Regions from separate parts of the Homo sapiens genome. Here region 2 is linked to region 1. A link is a loop called in an ENCODE intact Hi-C map of the cell type or tissue named here. Cell type or tissue: ascending aorta. All regions are shown on one strand. Links, peaks and the distances in the headings refer to the core of each region. The heading gives the core; the rest is flanking DNA. Region 1 overlaps LOC102724800 (a long non-coding RNA gene). Region 2 has its middle 27 kb from the start of LINC00323.

Evidence for each region. Peaks named below come from ENCODE experiments on the same cell type or tissue, not always from the same donor. Only the 100,000 strongest peaks of a DNase experiment are listed, where the experiment ranks them.
Region 2: a loop joins it to region 1, with 5 times the contacts of the local background. A loop is called at or near these places in 4 of 110 quality-filtered maps.

The regions. Positions count from the first base shown.
Region 1 is chr21:41,773,172-41,782,448 of GRCh38, reverse strand. It overlaps LOC102724800 (a long non-coding RNA gene), which reads right to left. Exons shown (of 5, transcript XR_937745.3): 4 at 8,254-8,333; 5 at 7,585-7,882. Among named protein-coding and RNA genes, the nearest start is that of RIPK4, 11 kb to the right of the region's middle. In ascending aorta, for the core only: a CTCF peak has its summit at 4,012; a DNase peak (open chromatin) is centred at 4,058; H3K4me3 peaks cover 446 bases; H3K27ac peaks cover 760 bases.
Region 2 is chr21:41,116,433-41,125,709 of GRCh38, reverse strand. No RefSeq gene overlaps it. Among named protein-coding and RNA genes, the nearest start is that of LINC00323, 27 kb to the left of the region's middle. In ascending aorta, for the core only: a CTCF peak has its summit at 3,720 (motif pointing left); a DNase peak (open chromatin) is centred at 3,719; H3K27ac peaks cover 381 bases.

The sequences.
Region 1 (9,277 bases), core at 1,489-6,488:
TGAAACCCTGTCTCTACTAAAAATACAAAAATTAGCTGGTCGTGGTGGCAGGCGCCTGTAATCCCAGCTATGTGGGAGGCTGAGGCAGGAGAATTGCTTGAACCTGGGAGGCGGAGGTTGCAGTGAGCGGAGATCATGCCATTGCACTCCAGCCTGGGCGACAAGGGCAAGACTCCATCTCAAAAAAAAAAAAAAAAAAAAAAAAGGCATATATTTACATTGTGTAACATGATGTGTTGATAGAGATACTCACAGCAAAGTTACTACGGTCAAGCATATGAACATGTCCACCTCCCCACGGTTGCGTTTTGTGTGTTTGTGTGGTGACAGCACCTGAAATCTCTCTTGGTAAATTTCCGGGGTACAGCACAGAATTGTTAAGTACAGTCCTCAGGCTCTGCACTGGACCTCTAGACTTAGTCGTCCTATGTAACTGCAACTCTGTACCCTTTTAAAATGATATATTGTTAAAAAGTAAATATGTTTTGCTGACTTTTAAAATTGATAGTAAAAATAATTAAATCATGAAAATCTGTCCATTGCTAGTGGATAGAGGTAACTAATAAACTTGGAGGGTGGGAGAAAACAGGGAGGAAATAGGCATTTTTAAAAACTGTAAGTAAACTTTCAATAATATATTTCCCCTTTCATTCTCACAATGGCTGTCTCCCTAAAGGTTCACCCCAAGAAACACAGTGCAGCTCGCTTTGGTAGAAATGACAGTTTCCCATTTATGTAAAATTAGTTGGCATAAAGTGTAGAGGAGGAAGAGAGAGCATTGCTGTTTGGAGGAACAAGTTCCCCAAATATGTATTTACATTATGATAATGAGCCTAATTAATAGAATGCTTGCATTATCCATTTTTATTGATTTTAATTATTATTTCGTGCTGATATTTTCCTTGTCTTTTATGATTTTTTATTTTTTTGAGACAAGGTTTCACTTTGTTGCCCAGGCTGGAGTGCAGTGTTGTGATCATGGCTGACTGCAGCCTCAAACTCCTGGGCTCGAGCAATCCTCCCACCTCAGCCTCCAAAATATCCAGGATCACAAGTGCATGCCACCATGTTCGCTAATTTTGTTTATTTTGGGGGGAGACGGGGTCTCACTCTGTTGCCCAGGTTAGTCTTGAACTCCTGGGCTTGAGTGATCCTCCCACTTTCCAGAGTGCTGGGATTACAGGCATGAGGCACTGTGTCTGGCCAATATTTTTCTTTTAAATTACAGCTTCTTAACTTTTATTTTCTCATGCCAAAAATCTCAGTTCTTTACCATAGAGCTAATGATAGAGTTTCTATATCACATTTCCTTTATGCTTCAACACACACAGGGCAGTCTCAGGATAACATCAACACTCAGCCAATAGTGTGATTGTGGGAAAGGGGTTAAGATGCCTCCCTCCCTCCTTCCCTCCCTCCCTCCCTCCCTCCCTTCCTTCCTTCCTTCCTTCCTTCCTTCCTTTCCTCCCTCTCCTCCCTCCCCTCCTTCCTTCCTTTCTTTCTTTCCTCCTCTCCTCTCTCTTTCTTTCTCCCTCCCTCTCTTGCTTTCTTTCTCTTTCTCTCTCTTTCTCTCTCTCCCTCCCTCCCTCCTTTCTTTCTTTCTTCCTTTCCTTCCTTTCTTCCTTTCCTTTCTTTCTCTGTTCTTTTTGCCCTTAGTGCATTTTCCACTAGTAGTTACTTTTAAATTCCTACGTTTTAAAGTCAATTGGAATAGCTCCCCTCTGGTTAGTCAGGCTACCAAATGGATACACATTTGGTTCATTTGTCTTATTTTATTTTTGGTATTTAGACATTGCTTTTTAAAGTTAATTGTGTTTTATAAGGATGTAAAATATTTGCATGGTTTCATAGTCAAATCTAGAAAACAGGGCATGTGCAACAAGGACTTGTGTCTTCCCCCAGAGACTTCCAGCCCCCTCCCTGTGGACTGTGCTCACACTGTTTATTTTTAGAATGGAAGCAGATAGGGAGAGATAGATTGATTGATGGTAGATAGATGATAGAGAACAGGTAGGCAAGTAGTTAGGTAGTACATAGATGATGAATGGTAGAAACATAGATAGATAATAGATGGATGGGAATAAAGATAGTAAATAGATAGACAGAGGGATGGGTCCCTATTTCCTGCCTGTACTGGAAAAATGGAAGATTTCCTCCACCTTGCTCTGTTCAGAGTGGTCTGTGCAATCACTCCAGAGGCACGTGTAGACACAGTCCTCCTCCCATTTTCACAATTGCACGGCAGTCTTTCCTATGGATGAGTGATAATAATTCAACCATCGCCCATCCATGGGGATTTGGGGTGCTTCACATCTTTTGCTTTTACAGACTATATAATACATTAAGAGAAGTGGGTCTCATTATGTAAATGCCTGCGCCTTGCTTTTTTTATTGAATATAATTTGATTTTATTATATTTGTTTTCACTTTTTAAATGGCTGTGTATATGATGTATATGATAAGATCTCAATTGAAATAATATTTGGATTTGTTATCACTGTGTTTTCCTTCCCCTGCTGTTTGAAAAAGGCAGCCCTTTTCATGCTTCCTTGTCTGAGAGAACTCAAGCAGCACAGCAGCAGGTGCAGAGGCTCTCCCTGGAAGCCTAGGCTTACTGCAGCCAAGCTGTTAGGAGCGAGTGCTACTATCACCGGTCGAGGGTCATAACTGCAACTTGTCCAGGTTCTTGGCATTTTGAACAAAGAATTGGACAAAACGCCCAACAAAGCAAAGAAAGAATGAAGCAGCAAAAGAACGAAAGCAGGAATTTATTGAAAACCAAAGTACACTCCACAGTATGGGAGCGGACCCGAGCAGCGGCTCAAGGGCCTGGATACAGGATCTTCTTGGGTCCAAATATCCCCTAGAAGTTTCCAATTGGCCACATCATGCTCACCTCATGTAAATGAAGGTGCCAAAAGCAACCAGTCAGAGGCTAGGGTGAAGTTACAAAGTTATACTTCTATGCAAACGAAGGCTGAGCCCGCAATCAGTCTGATTCGTTGTGGACAGCAACCGTTCAGAGACTGGAGCGAAGGTACAGAGGTGCAAACGAAGACTCCACCCACAATCAGTCTGATTGGTTGCGGACAGCCAATTTCCCATTTGCCTCGAGGAAAAGGTGGGGGGGTTTAGAAAGGGAATAGCCTCTGGTCCTTTTGTTACTTAGGAGTGGAAAGTTAGGGTTTTCCTTTCAATTTAGTTGTAGGAAGTCTGAGTGAAACAGCCTTTGGTCCCCTGCCTCCAGCCCCTATTCTCCTGCCTCAGTACCTGGAGAAATGCACGTGGGGGGCGCTGTCCCTTTAGCACTGGAAACCACTAATATGCATGGGCGGGGGGCGGGGGGATGTGGATAAACCAAATGCTCTGCGTTTTACATGAAGGGGTGTTACGTAGCAGGTACAGGAAATATCTCACAGCTATATTGTATCGTCATGGATACTTCCCCAAAGCAAAATTTAGTTAAAAACAAAAAAGTAAACAATACGACACATTATTAATGGTTGTTAGTTGTGGATGACAGGAATGTATTTCTCAATATTATACAACAGTCACACAACAATCAGAAGATTAAGGAATGCTGGCTTTTTAAAAATCCCTAAAATTAAAAAATGAAGCAAAAACCAAACCAAGCCAACCCCCCACCAAAAAAAAAAAAAAACAAAATAACAACAACAAAACACACAAAAAAACCCAAAAACAAAACAAAAACAAGTAAAATCCCTAAAATTTTCTTAGAAAAAAACAAAGATAAAATTGATTGGAAAGAAGAGCCTACGTGTGGGTGAAGGATAAGCTGATAAGCTGACTCGTGCACGCCTTGTGTTTCTGAAGAAAATCACAGAATAAATGGAAGAGGAATGTTTCAGAAATGTTTAACAACTCCTATTTCCCGAGTCCCCGGAGGGCCTGCCTGGAGCCAGGCGGGCGGCCCAGAGTGTGTGTTGAGGGAATGAATGACCGCCGGTTGGGAGCTGGGACGTCCTGATTCCCAAGCAGCGGTGGCCGCAGTTCCCAACGCCGCCCACAGATGGCAGGAGGCGCCTCATGGAAAGTCTCCTTGGAGAATTTGGCAAAGCTGAGCCCGCTGTGCGTCTAAGCAGACTCCAAGGAGCGTCCTTGGCCAGACCGAGGGCTCCACGAGGAAGGTCTTGGCTGGCGATGTCGGTTCTGGAGCGAGATAACAGAGGCCCCGCTGGCCCCCTGGGGGCAAGCCGGACACCCCCAACCCTGGGCCGGGCGTGCCCCCCGGCGGGGGGCGCAGGCGGCCCGGCCCCTGGGCTACACACCAGGCAGTGGGGCAGGAAGAGCCAGGCCTCGAACCCGCAGGGCAGCCCCACCGCCAGCGCTGAGATCCTTGTCACAGGGCCCGGCCTGGCGTCCGACAGGGAGCGCCTGCGTTCTTGATTCTCTGTGTTTTTTGTCTGGGGACCTGTCCAGACAGGCTGAGTCCCATCCTCGAATGCTCATTTCACTGACCGTGAACGGTAGCGTCAGGCTTCACTGCCCTGGCTTAGAAATGCTTTTTTGTAAATGGAAGAAAATAAAACACAAAACAGTCTGAAAAAAAAAAAAGTGAGCCTACCAGTTCTGCCGACAAAAGGACTAGCCTGGTGCTAGAAAACAGCATTACAATGAAATAGGTAACCTTTAAGATCCTGAATTCATCAGGGTTATACAGAGAAACAGAACCAATAGTGTGTGTGTGTGTGTGTGTGTGTGTGTGTGTGTGTGATGTGTGTGAGAGACTGTGTGTGTGCACATGTGAGTGTGTGAATGAGTGTGTAAGAGTGTCTGTGTGTGTGCAAGTGTGTGATTGTGTGTGAGTGTGTATGTGTGAGCATGAGAGTGCGACTGTGTGTGTGTGTGTCTGTGTAAAACTGGCTCACAGGATGATGATGGCTGACGAGTCCCACAGTCTTTCTGCAGGGTAGTCCATAAGCTGGAGCCCCAGGACAGTCAATGTGTGCTTCTGAGTCCCAAAGCCTGAGGCCAGGAAGAGCCAATTGTTCAGTTCAAGTCTAAAGGCAAGAAAAAGCCAGTATCCCAGCTGGAAGGCCGTTGGGTAGGAGAGATTCTCTCTTACACGAGGATGATCAGCTTTTCCTTCTTTTCAGGCCTCTAGCTGCATGGACGAAACCCATCTGCATTGGGGAGAACGATTTGCTTGACTCTATTGATTTACATGTTAATCTCATCCAAAAGCAGCCTCACAGAAACACCTGGAATAATGTTTGATCAAATACCTCGTGGCTCAGTCAAAGGGACACAAAAATCAACCACCATAGACTCCGACACGAGCTTATAGACCAGCTACAATCAGCAGGCCTGGAATGTACACAAAAGTTCAGTGTCTTTTGCTTTTGGATAAAATAAAGATTCCTGTAACTGTGACAAAGATACGTATCTAGTTGGGTGTATTAGTTTCTAGTGGCTGCCACAGCAAAGTGACACAAACCAGGTGGCTTAAAACCACAGGTGTTTAGTCTCTCACAGCTCTAGAGGCCAGAAGTCAAAAGTTGAGGTCGGTGTCAGCAGGGTCCCACTCCCAGACAACTCCAGGGGAAGCTCCTTCCTGGCCTCTCTCAGCCTCAAGAAGACCCTTGCCCAAAATGTCCAATGCCCCCCCCCCACCCACCCACCCAAGGAGTTGGTGAAATATTCCAGCCATTTTTGCACCCATTAGAGCTGCTCTGTCCCTCTGGGGCTCAAGAATGAGCTTACGGGCTGGGCTGCACCCAGCACTGCCCATTAGCTGTAACTGGCCCCGGACCAGACTCCAGGATAGGTTTGAACCCCAAAGTGTAGGCCCTTCCTATGCCTGGGTTGTCATTTGGAGCTTAGGGGCCAGGCAGGAACCCTCCCCGGCTTCCAGTGCCCCAGGCATCACTTGGCGTGCAGCTGCGTCACTGCAGTCATGTGGCATCTTCCCAGTGTTTCCCACCCACTTCCCTTAGTGCAGGTGTGTGTCTGTGTCCAGACTTCCCCTCTTTACAAGGACACTAGCTCTGTTGCTTTAGGGTCTACCCTAATGACTTCATCTTTATTTATTTATTTATTTATTTGAGATGGAGTCTCGCTCTGTCTCCCAGGCTGGAGTGCAGTGGCACGATCTCGGCTCACTGCAAGCTCCACCTCCAGGGTTCATGCCATTCTCCTGCCTCAGCCTCCTGAGTAGCTGGGACTACAGGTGCCCGCCACCATGCCCGGCTAATTTTTTTTTTTTTGTATTTTTAGTAGAGAAGGGGTTTCACCGTGTTAGCCAGTATGATCTCGATCTCCTGACCTCGTGATCTGCCCGCCTCAGCCTCCCGAAGTGCTGCGATTACGGGCGTGAGCCACCGCTCTCGGCCCCATGACTTCATCTTAACTTGATCATCTTCAAAGTCTCTATTTCCAAATAAGGTCACATTCCAAAGTACTGGGGGTTAGGATTTTAACATACGCTTCTGAGTGGACACAAGTCAGCCCGTGGCTGTGGGTCTCACCAGGTCCTGTGGGTAATCCAGTCCCTGAGTTCCTCCCCCGCCGTTCCCCAGGACCTGGGGGCATCCTGGACTTTTTGGCTGTCCACTTGACAATGCCATTTCCCTTTGCCCTGACCTCTCATCCCTGCAGAATTGTTTGCTAGTTGGGCTGTCAAGACCCTCAAAATAGCTGTGATGAGCCCACAGTCAACTCTCAGCCTCCATAAGACCCTTGCCCAAATGTCCAATGCCACTCTCGAGGAGTTGGTGAACATTCTAGCCATTTGTGCACCCATTAGTGCTGCTCTGTCCCTCTGAGGCTCAAGAATGAGCTAATGGGCTGGGCTGCACCTACCACTGCCCATTGGCTGTAACTGGCCTTGGACCGGACTCTAGGATGGGTTTGAACCCTAAAGTCTAAGCCCTTTCTACACCTGGGTTGTCATTTGGAGCTTAGCGGGCATGCAGGAACCCTCTCCCCAGCATGAACCCTCTGAGAGAGGGTGGGCCAGCCATTCTTAAAGGGCACTTTTAACAGGTCAGGACTTCTGTGGCATACTGAGTAAAAATAAGCGAGGGGCTGTGTGGCACTTCCTGGCTCCTGGGACCACTCTGTGGCTGGGCTCTGCTGCCCTACTCTCTGAAGTCAATTCTGCTTTCAGGCAACCTCCTGAAATGTGCATCCAGCTGCTGCAAGAGGCCTGTGGCTGTGTTTCTGAGCCCTTTGCTGGGCCTCCCCACCAGACAGAAGATGGGTTTAGCTTCTGCCTTTCTCCTAAAACCACAATTCATGACCCAAGATAAGATCTCCATCTGACGACCCAGAGCGGACAACTTTAACTGGCTCCACTCCAAGCTCAAGGCCCGTGCCCACCTTGGAAAGAAAAGTGGCTTTTCAGGATGCCTACATGAGTGTGAGGAGTAAAGTCCTCTCCTCGCTCCACCTGCCCTGGATTATTTTCAGGCTCTCAGCCATACATCCTCCTCCTCAACTCCTTTCCCGTAAACAAACATGCAGGGGTAGACCGGGGTCAGTGACACTGGAGATGGCCAGCCCAGAAAATCCCGACGCTTCTCCTTGCAGCCACTGTCTGTCTCTCAAAATAATTCAGGCTGGTTTTCAGGGTTGTAGAGTTTCATTTGTCTTCAATATGCTTTGTCACCATAAAATACACTTGAAGTCTGTAAAGTATTAAGAAGAGATGTTCAGGGTTTACTCTTCCCATCCGGCACTGTAACATTTCTTAAGGGTGGCACCTGGAGCTGGTTTTACGCCTCTTTCTTCTGTCTTAAGAGGAACGGGACCAGGTGCCTTTTGCTTGTGTTGTGGTTTAAAAACCTCTAGGCTCATTTTTTCCATGGACTCTGAGTGTCTGCTGATGCAAACAACTGGCAGGTGTCCCACTCTCATCCACCTGTGTTGAGAGAGGGAGTCAGTAAGTGCAAAGAAATTCTCCAGGGCGTGTAATATTTCTTCCAGAAGTGGGTGTTTTAAGGAAGGAATTGGCCCATATTTACAAAATTATTTGAAAGGTAAGGTTGATTACAAAACAAAAAGAGAGAGGGAAAAGAAGCAATGGATGGACATCTTAAGGATGTATTTAAGAATTAACTTTATAATATTTAATCCAGCATATATGTATTATTACAGTTCTCAGACTGGGTGCTGTGGCACTGTGGGGCAGCACAGGGAACTCCTGCAGGTGCACCAGGATATTTTAAAGTTTGGGAGGAACCCGCAAAGTCTCTGAGAAACCACGTGAGCTGCTCACTCCGGACTACTTACACTGTCAACATTAGATTGCACCCCATTTCTTCTGACGATGCCATATCTTTGCAAAGTTGGGTTTTTGGAGGTTGCTGTGACTAAAAGCAGTAAGTGAAAATTAGCGCAGCACAGGACATTTCCAGGTTTGAGAAGTTGTATAGTGTCGGACAGGGGAAACCATCCCATAAGTATGTAACGATTGTTAAGAATGAGATACAAATTTTTTTCTTTTAATTTATGCATATCATTTTTAAAAAGCTACTAAGTTGTTAAGATATAACTTTGTTTTAAAGTTGAGATAAAATTCACATCACATAAAACTAACCATCTAAAAATGTACAGTTCAACTGCGTAGGATGATGTGCACCCGTAGCTACGTGGGAAGCTGAGGCAAGGAGGGTTGCTCGAGCCCAAGAGTTCAAGGCCAGCCTAGGCAACATAACAAGATCTCCACCTCTAAAAAAAATTAAAAAATAAAAATGTACAATTCGTTTAGTGCAGTGCATTCACAATGATGTGCAACCATCATCACCACCATCCAATTCAAAAACATTGTCATTATCGGAAAGGACACTCCTACCCATTAACTCCCTATTCCCTCTGTCCCTCAGCTCCTGGAACCACCCATCTACTTGCTGCCTCTGTGGATTTGCCTGTTCTGAATATTTGATATAAATGGACCGTACGAATGTATATATACCTAACATCCATATACAATATTTGATAGAAATGTATCATACAACTGTATAATACATATGAACCTATTTAAGGTTCATCCACAATACAGCATGTATCAGAACTTCCTTTAGGGATCCAGTGAATTTTCGCAGCATGCAGAGACTGCATTTTGTTTATCCATTCATCCATGGATGGACACTTGGGTTGTTTCCGCCTGTTGCTATTATGAATACTGCTGCCATGAATGTACAAGTTTATGTGTGAATGCCTGTTTTCAATTCCATAGGGCAATTCTATATTTAACTTTTGGAGAAACTGCTAGACTATTTTTCCATCAATATTTTTTAAATTATTGGATCCTAAC
Region 2 (9,277 bases), core at 1,428-6,427, 660 kb after region 1:
CCTCGGCCTCCCAAAGTGCTGGGATTACAGGTGTGAGCCACCACGCCTGGCCGAAAGTCAGAGATCTTTAAAGCAGAAATTCTAGAGTAATTAACTCTGTTAATTGTAATGGAAACCATTGTCCAATGCATTCTATATGATAGACGCCTCTGCTGACGTTGCTTTACTGTAGCCCAGCTTGGCCCGCGTGCTCAACTGGCCACTGAATGCAGGTAAGTCCTTGCAGTAATCCTTCTGGGGAATAAACTGCTTGCCTGCTTTAGTTCCCAATTTTCCCTCCTTGGAAATAAAACTCAGCTCTGTGAATATGAAAATAACTATTTTATTCCTATCACTGAGCCTCTGCCCCCTCCAAAACTCCTCGTTTGGAATCTGTGCTTTTGTAAGGAGCCAAAATACTGAACCCAGCAAGTGAATACAAGAAAAGATGCCTTAGGGCTCTTTTCAGCCTCACCTCTCTGTGCCAGGGCTAGCTGGTGGTTTATTGCTAAGAGCCGCTCCCTCACAATTCCCTGGGAAGGCTTGTCCATTGCTCTCAAGCTGCAGCTCTGCGAGGTCACTCACCGGTGGCCACTGGCCGGTGTGAACTGTTCTGCTCACAACTGGCAGCCGCCCCATCATGAGGCTTCCTTTCGGCCTCAGCCTCTGGGCTAGAAATTAGTTGCCTTTGTCCGCAGTTACTCTGTTCCCCAGCCTCGCTGTGATTATAAATAGCCCTATCCATTCCAGGACAAGTGATTCAGGACTCACACACAGGTTGCCATTTGATCGTAATTATATAATCACATCTGTGAGCACTGCATGGGTTTTAAAATGAAGTGGTAAGTATTGGCTTACTGACTCTAGAGGGTGGTACCTTGGCAGAGGCAGTTGTGTTTCTCCTCATCCTCAAGAAATTGGCGTCGCGAACCAAATGTTCCGTGGTTATGGAATGTTCTATATAAGATTCAAACTGCTGCTTGGAAAAGCTAGGGAAGACCTTCTGGCATGCTGCAAGTTGATCTTTTCTGGCGTAACTGAAAATAGGAGAGAAAGAAGGGAGAGTGTGGAGTTTTTCTTGGTTAAGTCACACAGACAAAATTAGTGCTAGAAGAAGCACTAGCTTTAGAAAACGTGTCATGTGCTTGGATTGTGGATGGCAATTTTAGTACTCCTGTGTGCTCAACTTTTAAATGTCTCTCTAAAAATTTTATTAAGGGCATCCTTGTGGGGGCACATATCAATTTAGTGCTTGCTCTAGCAACCAGATGCCGGGCAGGTTCTAAGACCTATTTCTGACTAGAGTGAAAAGCAAACAGAACTATTTCTAAGATAACATCTTTGCTTGATTTATGCTAATTTCTTGTTAACATTTAAAATCAGTTCCTTGCTTTAATTTAGTATTAAAATTCAGGTACCCTGCCCCCTCCAAGGGGTAAAAAGATAAGTGGGAAAGAGCTTATTTGGACACCCAATGGGGGCTTATCCCCAGATTTAATGTAAAAATATGATTGATAATACATGTGCTCTTTAAAAGTTTTACATTCTAAATCGGAAAAAAAGCAGGAGACTTGCTGTAGACGGTTGGCTGGATTGTATTTTGCCTTCATCCATTTCGACCTCTGCCTCCACTCTGGGTTTAGAGAATGCTCCTGGCTACAAGCTCTCAGCTTTTTCACGTAGCCTGTGACCTCCCAGGGAGACACTGACCCCTAGTCCATCCATTTGCACATTTATTCAGCAAAAATTGAGCATCTGAGGCTGTGTTCTAGACACTGAACAAAATGCCCTGCCCTTATAGAGCTTACCTTCTTGCAGTTCTGTTTTTGTAAATCTACGGAGCCAGCAGAGAGTTGTTCTCAAGCAGGTTCAGTGACTCTTCATCAGGGCCAGAATCCTTCCTGCCACATCTGATCGGGGTTTTGTGTCCCTGTGTCCTTCTGATGCAGAGGACACTGTCATTGTCACTGCCATTAGGAACCCCATGCACCTGTCCACCTGCCCCACACAGAGGCTGGCTTAGCTGCACTCGTCACTCCCTGCATCACAGCTATGCACACGTTTGCAAGTCCCCATTCTTATTTTTGTTTATTCGTTCATTAATTTGTCATTTCTTTTTGCCCTCATCTCCCACTCCCATTCTCCCCTTTTCCGTTGGCAATCAGGTTGATGTGTTTAACGCATATCTCTTAATTTTAAGGTAGTTTTAAAAGAAGGTGTCTCCAGTTTTGTGTGCACTTGTTTAAATTGTTATGTGAAGGATAAAGAGCTTGGGTTCTTGACTCAGCCAGCTTGGGTTCCAGTCCGAGTTCTGCTGTAGTCTGGGTGGCCTTGGCCTTACTACACAATCTCTCTGCATCTTCGTTTCATCATCTGTAAGACGGAGCTGAGACTAGTAACCTACTTGGCTTAACTGTTTCATGGATTAAATTAGTTAATATGGTGAGGTGCTTAGAAGAGGGTCTGGTAGGTGGTCATCCCTCCATAAGGGTTGGCAACTAGTGCTGCTAGTTCATCTTTACATGCAGGTTATCTTCACCTTCCCCACCATATTTTACAGAAAGAGACACTGGCAAGTTTAGCTGATTAACGTTTGTCCTGAAAACCAGTCCCCTAATTTTCTCTCTCCAGCTGACATGCTTCAGGGCAGGGCTGCAGTGGTTAGAAGGAGACAGTGGTCGTGTTGCAGCAGTTAGAACTCAGTGAGGAGAGAGAGGTCAAAGGGTCGGTAAAACAGGGGAAGTTTCATATAAAGAACTACTAACCACAATAAAAGAATAACTACAAGACATAAGGAAATGCAATAGGGTACCCTAGGGCAGTGGTCCCCAACCCCCTGGCCATGGACCAGCATCAGTCTGTGGCCTGTTAGGAACTGGGCTGCACAGCGGCAGGTGAGCTGCAGGTGAGCAAGCGAAGCTTCATCTGTATTCACAGCCGCTCCCCATCATTCGCATTACTGCCAGAGCTCCACTTCCTGTCAGATCAGCGGCATTAAAATCTCACAGGAGTGAGAACCCTATTGTGACCTGGGCATGCGAGGGATCTAGGTTGCACGCTCCTTACGAGAATCTAATGCCTGATGATCTGTTACTGTCTCCCATCTCCCCCAGATGGGACCATCTACTTGCAGGAAAACAAGCTCAGGGCTCCCACTGGTTCTATATGATGGTGAGTTGTATAACTATTTCATTTTATATTACAACGTATATTACAATTACAATAAATATTTCATTATATATTACAATGTATTTTTATTTAATAAAAATAAAGTGCACAATAAACGTAAGGTGCTTGAACCATCCTGAAACCATCTCCCCAACCCTGGGTCTGTGGAAAAATTGCCTTCCACAAAATTGGTCCTTGGTGCCAAAAAGGCTGGGGACCACTGTCCTAGGGCTCAGGGAGATGCCCAAGGAAGGAGGGGCTGGGAATGTCTCCAGACCTTCTGGAGAGGGTGTGGTCAGCCAGGGGAGGCAGGAGGTGCCCCGGCTTGGCCACGACAAGGCGGGTCTGGAGCCACCGGGGCACCTTCATGAGCACAGGCCCTGCGGTGTTGGGGGGCTTGTGGCCCTGCAGAGCACAGGGGGCTGCGCAGGTGCTTGGTTTCCCTGTCGAGAGGGCTGAGGCCAGGATGTCACCAGGCTGAGATATCAGAGCCACTGTGGTCCTCACACCTATGTCCGGCTGGAAGTAACAGACGGCCTTGTTCTCCTGCGTGTCCCTCCAGCGCCCTCTACTGGGAAAGCTTCGCCTCGCACTTTGAAGGAGAGAAATACTGAGAACAATTCCGTGGCTTATCACAGAGCATGTTCAGAAGGATGTGGGCATTGCTGAGAGGCAGTACATGGAGACTGACACTCAAGTCCACTGCACACTCCGCCTCGTTACAGAAAGCATTGCCAAGGAAGTCACTGAAGAAATCACCCGTCTGGGCCTGGCGCGGTGGCTCACTCCTACAATCCTAGCACTTTGGGAGGCCGAGGAGGGTGGATCATGAGGTCAAGAGATCGAGACCATCCTGGCCAACATGGTGAAACCCCGTCTCTACTAAAAATACAAAAATTAGCTGGGGGTGGTGGCGCATGCCTGTAGTCCCAGCTACTTGGGAGGCTGAGGCAGGAGAATCGCTTGAACCCAGGAAGCAGAGGTTGCAGTGAGGTGAGATTGCACCACTGCACTCCAGCTTGGCGACAGAGTGAGACTGCCTCAAAGAAAGGAAAAAAAAAAGAAAGAAAGAAATCAAGAAATCATCCATCTGCTTTGGATACGCGGCCCTTCAGGAAAATTCCTTAACTGTTCAATATTCACTGAGTGCCTACTGAGTGCATTGTTCCATGTGCTGGGGGGTAAGTGATAAAGGTGGGCAGGCTCCTTTGAAGCTCCTTGAGCTCATGAGGCTCATATTCTGGGGGGAGAAGTTAGATAAATAACCAAATATACAAGAAAATATCAGGAAATGATCAGGACACTGTATTGCATATAACAGAATGCGGGTGGTGCGGGGGAGGGGGGTAGAGATCCTGGGCCGGCCATGAGGTGCCCTCTGAGGGGCGACCTTGAAGCTGAAGCTGAGCCTCAGGAAGGGACTGGCTGTGTGAAGACCTGAAGGAGGGTCTTTGCAAGAGCAGGAGCTTGGCATGAAATTCTCAAATGCATCCCTACAATTCCAAAGATTTTAAATCTATCAACTCTTCCTACCTTACAGATAAGAAAATTATGTGTATGAGTTGATAATTGAATCCGTTATAGATACATCCAATATATTTATATTTTATTGTGATATGCATTTTTTTAAAACTTAGTGAACTGGGTTGCTCTATTTCCTTATGGATTCTTAGATTTTCTGGGTGAAAATTCGTTTGTGCCTCAAGTGCCAGGCCTGCTCATCTTTCAAAGTTCCAGAGCAAGAAGTGGAGCACACCCTTTAGTCCACATCCCTTCTCCCCGCATGCTCCTCAGAGATCATTTAGTTTCTTTTTTTTTTTTTGAGACAGGGTCTCGCCCTATTGCCCAGGCTGGAGTGCAGTGGTGTGATCATAGCTCACTGCAGCCTCAACTTCCTGGGCTCAGGTGATTCTCCCACCTCAGCCTCCCGAGTAGCTGGGACTACAGGCATGCACCACCATGCCCGGCTAATTTTTATATTTTTTTAGTAGAGACGGGGTTTCGCCATGTTGCCCAGGTTGGTTTGGAACTCCTGGGCTTAAGTGATCCTCCTGCCTCGGCCTCCCAAAGTGCTGGGATTACAGGAGTGAGGCACTGCACCCAGCCCTTCACTGAGTTTCTCTATCACCTTCATTTTCTGCCTTCCTGTGGGGACCTCAGTCCTGGAGGTAACCCATGTCCTTTTGCTCCACTGCCAAAAGTCTCTATTAAGGTACATTTGTCCTAAGAAAAGCCCCATGATTTAAAGCTCTGTCTCTTCTTCCCTATCAAGTCTCTAATCAATTACCACTTCTCAGACAGCCATCACAGGGAAAGCTGGAGCTGATGGGCTGTTCTGCACTCACCTATTAGTGGAGAACAGACTTTCATGTGTTATTTAATTCCCAGAGTATCAGGAAACAAAAGGTAATTTTTGTTTGTTTGTTTTTACTATGATGCTCTTGGCATTAGCCACAGGCAGATGGAATGGAGATGTGTGAGTCAGTGCCGGGGACTTACTCTTCCATGAATGCTCAAGGATGGTATGAAATAGGGCAGAACAATCCCATTTTTTTCTTCTTATGTATGTGTGATCAAATTATCTCATTTTATTTATTTTTTTGTTTTCTTTGGACTTTCTTGTTGACACAAAAATAAATAGGAATGGATAAAGGCATAAACAAATGTATTATATGCAATGGAATATTATTCAGCCATGAAAAGGAAGACTTCCTGACACAGGGCATAACATGGATGAACCTTGAAGACAGTATGCTCTGTGAAGTGTGCCAGAAGGGAAAGGACAAATGCTGAATGAGTCCACTTCTATGAGGTCCCTAGAATAGTCTGATTCATAAAGACAAAAAGTAGAATGGTGGCTTCCAGAGGCTGCGGAGGAGGAACATGGGGAGTTAGTGTTTAATGAAGACAGAGTACAGTTTGGGAAGATGCAAAGTTCTGGAGGTGAAAGGTGATGATGGTTGATACAACAAAGTGAATGAACTCAATGCCAATGAACTGTGCACTTAAAAATGGTTAAGATGGTAAATTTTATGTTATGTATATTTTACCACGGCCATAAAGATAAGATAGGAAGGACGTGTCCTGAGGCTTTGAGGTCTGGATGCCAGCTTCATTAGAAAGAAGAAGGCAGGAGGAACATGCATATATATCCTCTAAGGCTGACACTTCATTAGTGTGACCTCAAGGCTCTCTGGGGGCACCGTTTCTATCTGGGTGACTTCTGGCCAGTGCTGTTTTGTTTTCTAACATGGTCTGAGCATGGAGTGACTTCTCTGCTGGGAAAAGGCTGTGGCTTTGAAAATCCTCCCAGCCAGAAGTTTTGCAGAGCTGAGGAGCTAGGCACTAGAAAGGGAAGGAACTACAGGCGGAAATAAATGCTGCAGGATCCTCACACCTGTCACGTGGTTTATTGTTGTTGAGAAACAACAATAAACAAACCCCACCCCAGTGAGTGGAGCATGCATGGGTTACTTCCCTCATTATTCGAGCATCTGAAGAACCTTTTGCAAACACAGATGGCCATTTCTGACAGGTTGGAGCTCTCACTGAATGTGCCTCTCTACTCAGATTTGGCTAAGTCCCGAGCACATTGCAACACGCCTCCCCTCAAAAGCCTCCCCTGGCTTTCCACCATTTCCCAGAATGTAGGTAAGGAGAGGGCTACTCCCTGTGATTGCTTCCCTCTCTGACATGTATAAAACACACATTTGGCTGGCTGTGGTGGCTGACGCCTGTAATCCCAGCACTTTGGGAGGCCAAGGCGGGCGGATCACGAGGTCAGGAGATGGAGACCATCCTGGCTAACACTGTGAAACCCCATCTCTACTAAAAATACAAAAACAAAATTAGCTGGGCGTGGTGGTAGGAGCCTGTAGTTCTAGCTACTTGGGGGGCTGAGGCAGGAGAATGGCGTGAATCCAGGAGGCGGAGCTTGCAGTGAGCCGAGATCCAGCCACCGCACTCCAGCCTGGGCGACTCCGTCTCAAACAAAAACAAAAACACCTATTTACCAATTAGCAAGCTAGAAACGAGTGGCCAACTCTCAAGTGTCTGGTTGATTGACACCATTTCAAAGATCAGGTTTCATTAGGTCATTGATTACCATTATATCTGGTATGATAGATTAATTTCATATTCATTCTATACAGACATTTGTTTATTCAGAAATCTGTGTGCTCCTAGAGGGTGTAAAGTAACTAAGATTTGGAATCCTAGAACGTCTGGAAGGAGGAAGAGCCAGAAGTCAAAAATCCTTGATGTTGGTTGGCACGAGGCTATGGTGTTTCAAGAAGTCCAACAAAGGTAAAAATGTCAGGAATAACTCTGGCCTCACATTAAAAATAACAGTTGCATACGCCTCAACATGGTGTGTCTATGCTTCAGAAAATTAGGTGCTGAACTAGTGCATTTCATTAGTTACAATTCACTCTGATTTGAGAGCATATGTACTTGGAACGAGCAACTGTGTTACTATAATTTGCCCATAGGGCATCACGCATCCTTTCTACCTGCTCTTCTTTGTTTTAATAGAATTTATAAAATGATCTATTCAGAGATTCAAATTCTTCCTGGTTTAGTCTTGGGAGAGTGTATGTTCGAGGAATTTATCCATTTCTTCTAGATTTTCTAGTTTATTTGTGTAGAGGTGTTTGTAGTATTCTCTGATGGTAGTTTGTATTTCTGTGGGATCGGTGATGATATCCCCTTTATCATTTTTTATTGCGTCTATTTGATTCTTCTCTCTTTTTTTCTATATTAGTCTTGCTAGCGGTCTATCAATTTTGTTGATCCTTTCAAAAAACCAGCTCCTGGATTCATTACTTTTTGAAGGGTTTTTTGTGTCTCTATTTCCTTCAGTTCTGCTCTGATTTTAGTTATTTCTTGCCTTCTGCTAGCTTTTGAATGTGTTTGCTCTTGCTTTTCTAGTTCTTTTAATTGTGATGTTAGGGCGTCAATTTTGGATCTTTCCTGCTTTCTGTTGTGGGCATTTAGTGCTATAAATTTCCCTCTACACACCGCTTTGAATGTGTCCCAGAGATTCTGGTATGTTGTGTCTTTGTTCTCGTTGGTTTCAAAGAACGTCTTTATTTCTGCCTTCATTTCGTTATGTACCCAGTAGTCATTCAGGAGCAGGTTGTTCAGTTTCCATGTAGTTGGGCGGTTTTCAGTGAGTTTCTTAATCCTGAGTTCTAGTTTGATTGCACTGTGGTCTGAGAGATAGTTTGTTATAATTTCTGTTCTTTTACATTTGCTGAGGAGAGCTTTACTTCCAACTATGTGGTCAATTTTGGAATAGGTGTGGTGTGGGACTGTAAACTAGTTCAACCATTCTGGAAGTCAGTGTGGCGATTCCTCAGGTATCTAGAACTAGAAATACCATTTGACCCAGCCATCCCATTACTGGGTATATACCCAAAGGACTATAAATCATGCTGCTATAAAGACACATGCACACGTATGTTTATTGCAGCACTATTCGCAATAGCAAAAACTTGGAACCAACCCAAATGTCCAACAATGATAGACTGGATTAAGAAAATGTGGCACATATACACCATGGAATACTATGCAGCCATAAAAAAGGATGAGTTCATGTCCTTTGTAGGGACATGGATGAAACTGGAAATCATCATTCTCAGTAAACTATCGCAAGAGCAAAAAACCAAACACCGCATATTCTCACCCATAGGTGGGAATTGAACAATGAGAACACATGGACACAGGAAGGGGAACATCACACTCTGGGGACTGTTGTGGGGTGGGGGGAGGGGGGAGGGATAGCATTGGGAGATATACCTAATGCTAGATGACGAGTTAGTGGGTGCAGCTCACCAGCATGGCACATGTATACATATGTAACTAACCTGCCCATTGTGCACATGTGCCCTAAAACTTAAAGTATAATAATAAAAAGAAAAGTAGAAAAAAAAAGAATTTATAAAATGAAACAATCCTGAAACCATAGCTCTTCCTTCCAGTACATTCTGGTCAGGCTTGGAGCCAGCCCTTGGTTTGGTCAGTTAGATTGTTGGGTCCACCTGCCACAGAGGCTTCCTCAGCAGCTGATGACTCAGGGATGCTGGCCTGCATCGTGCCGCTGGCTGTGGTGGGTGCCTACACGTGGGTC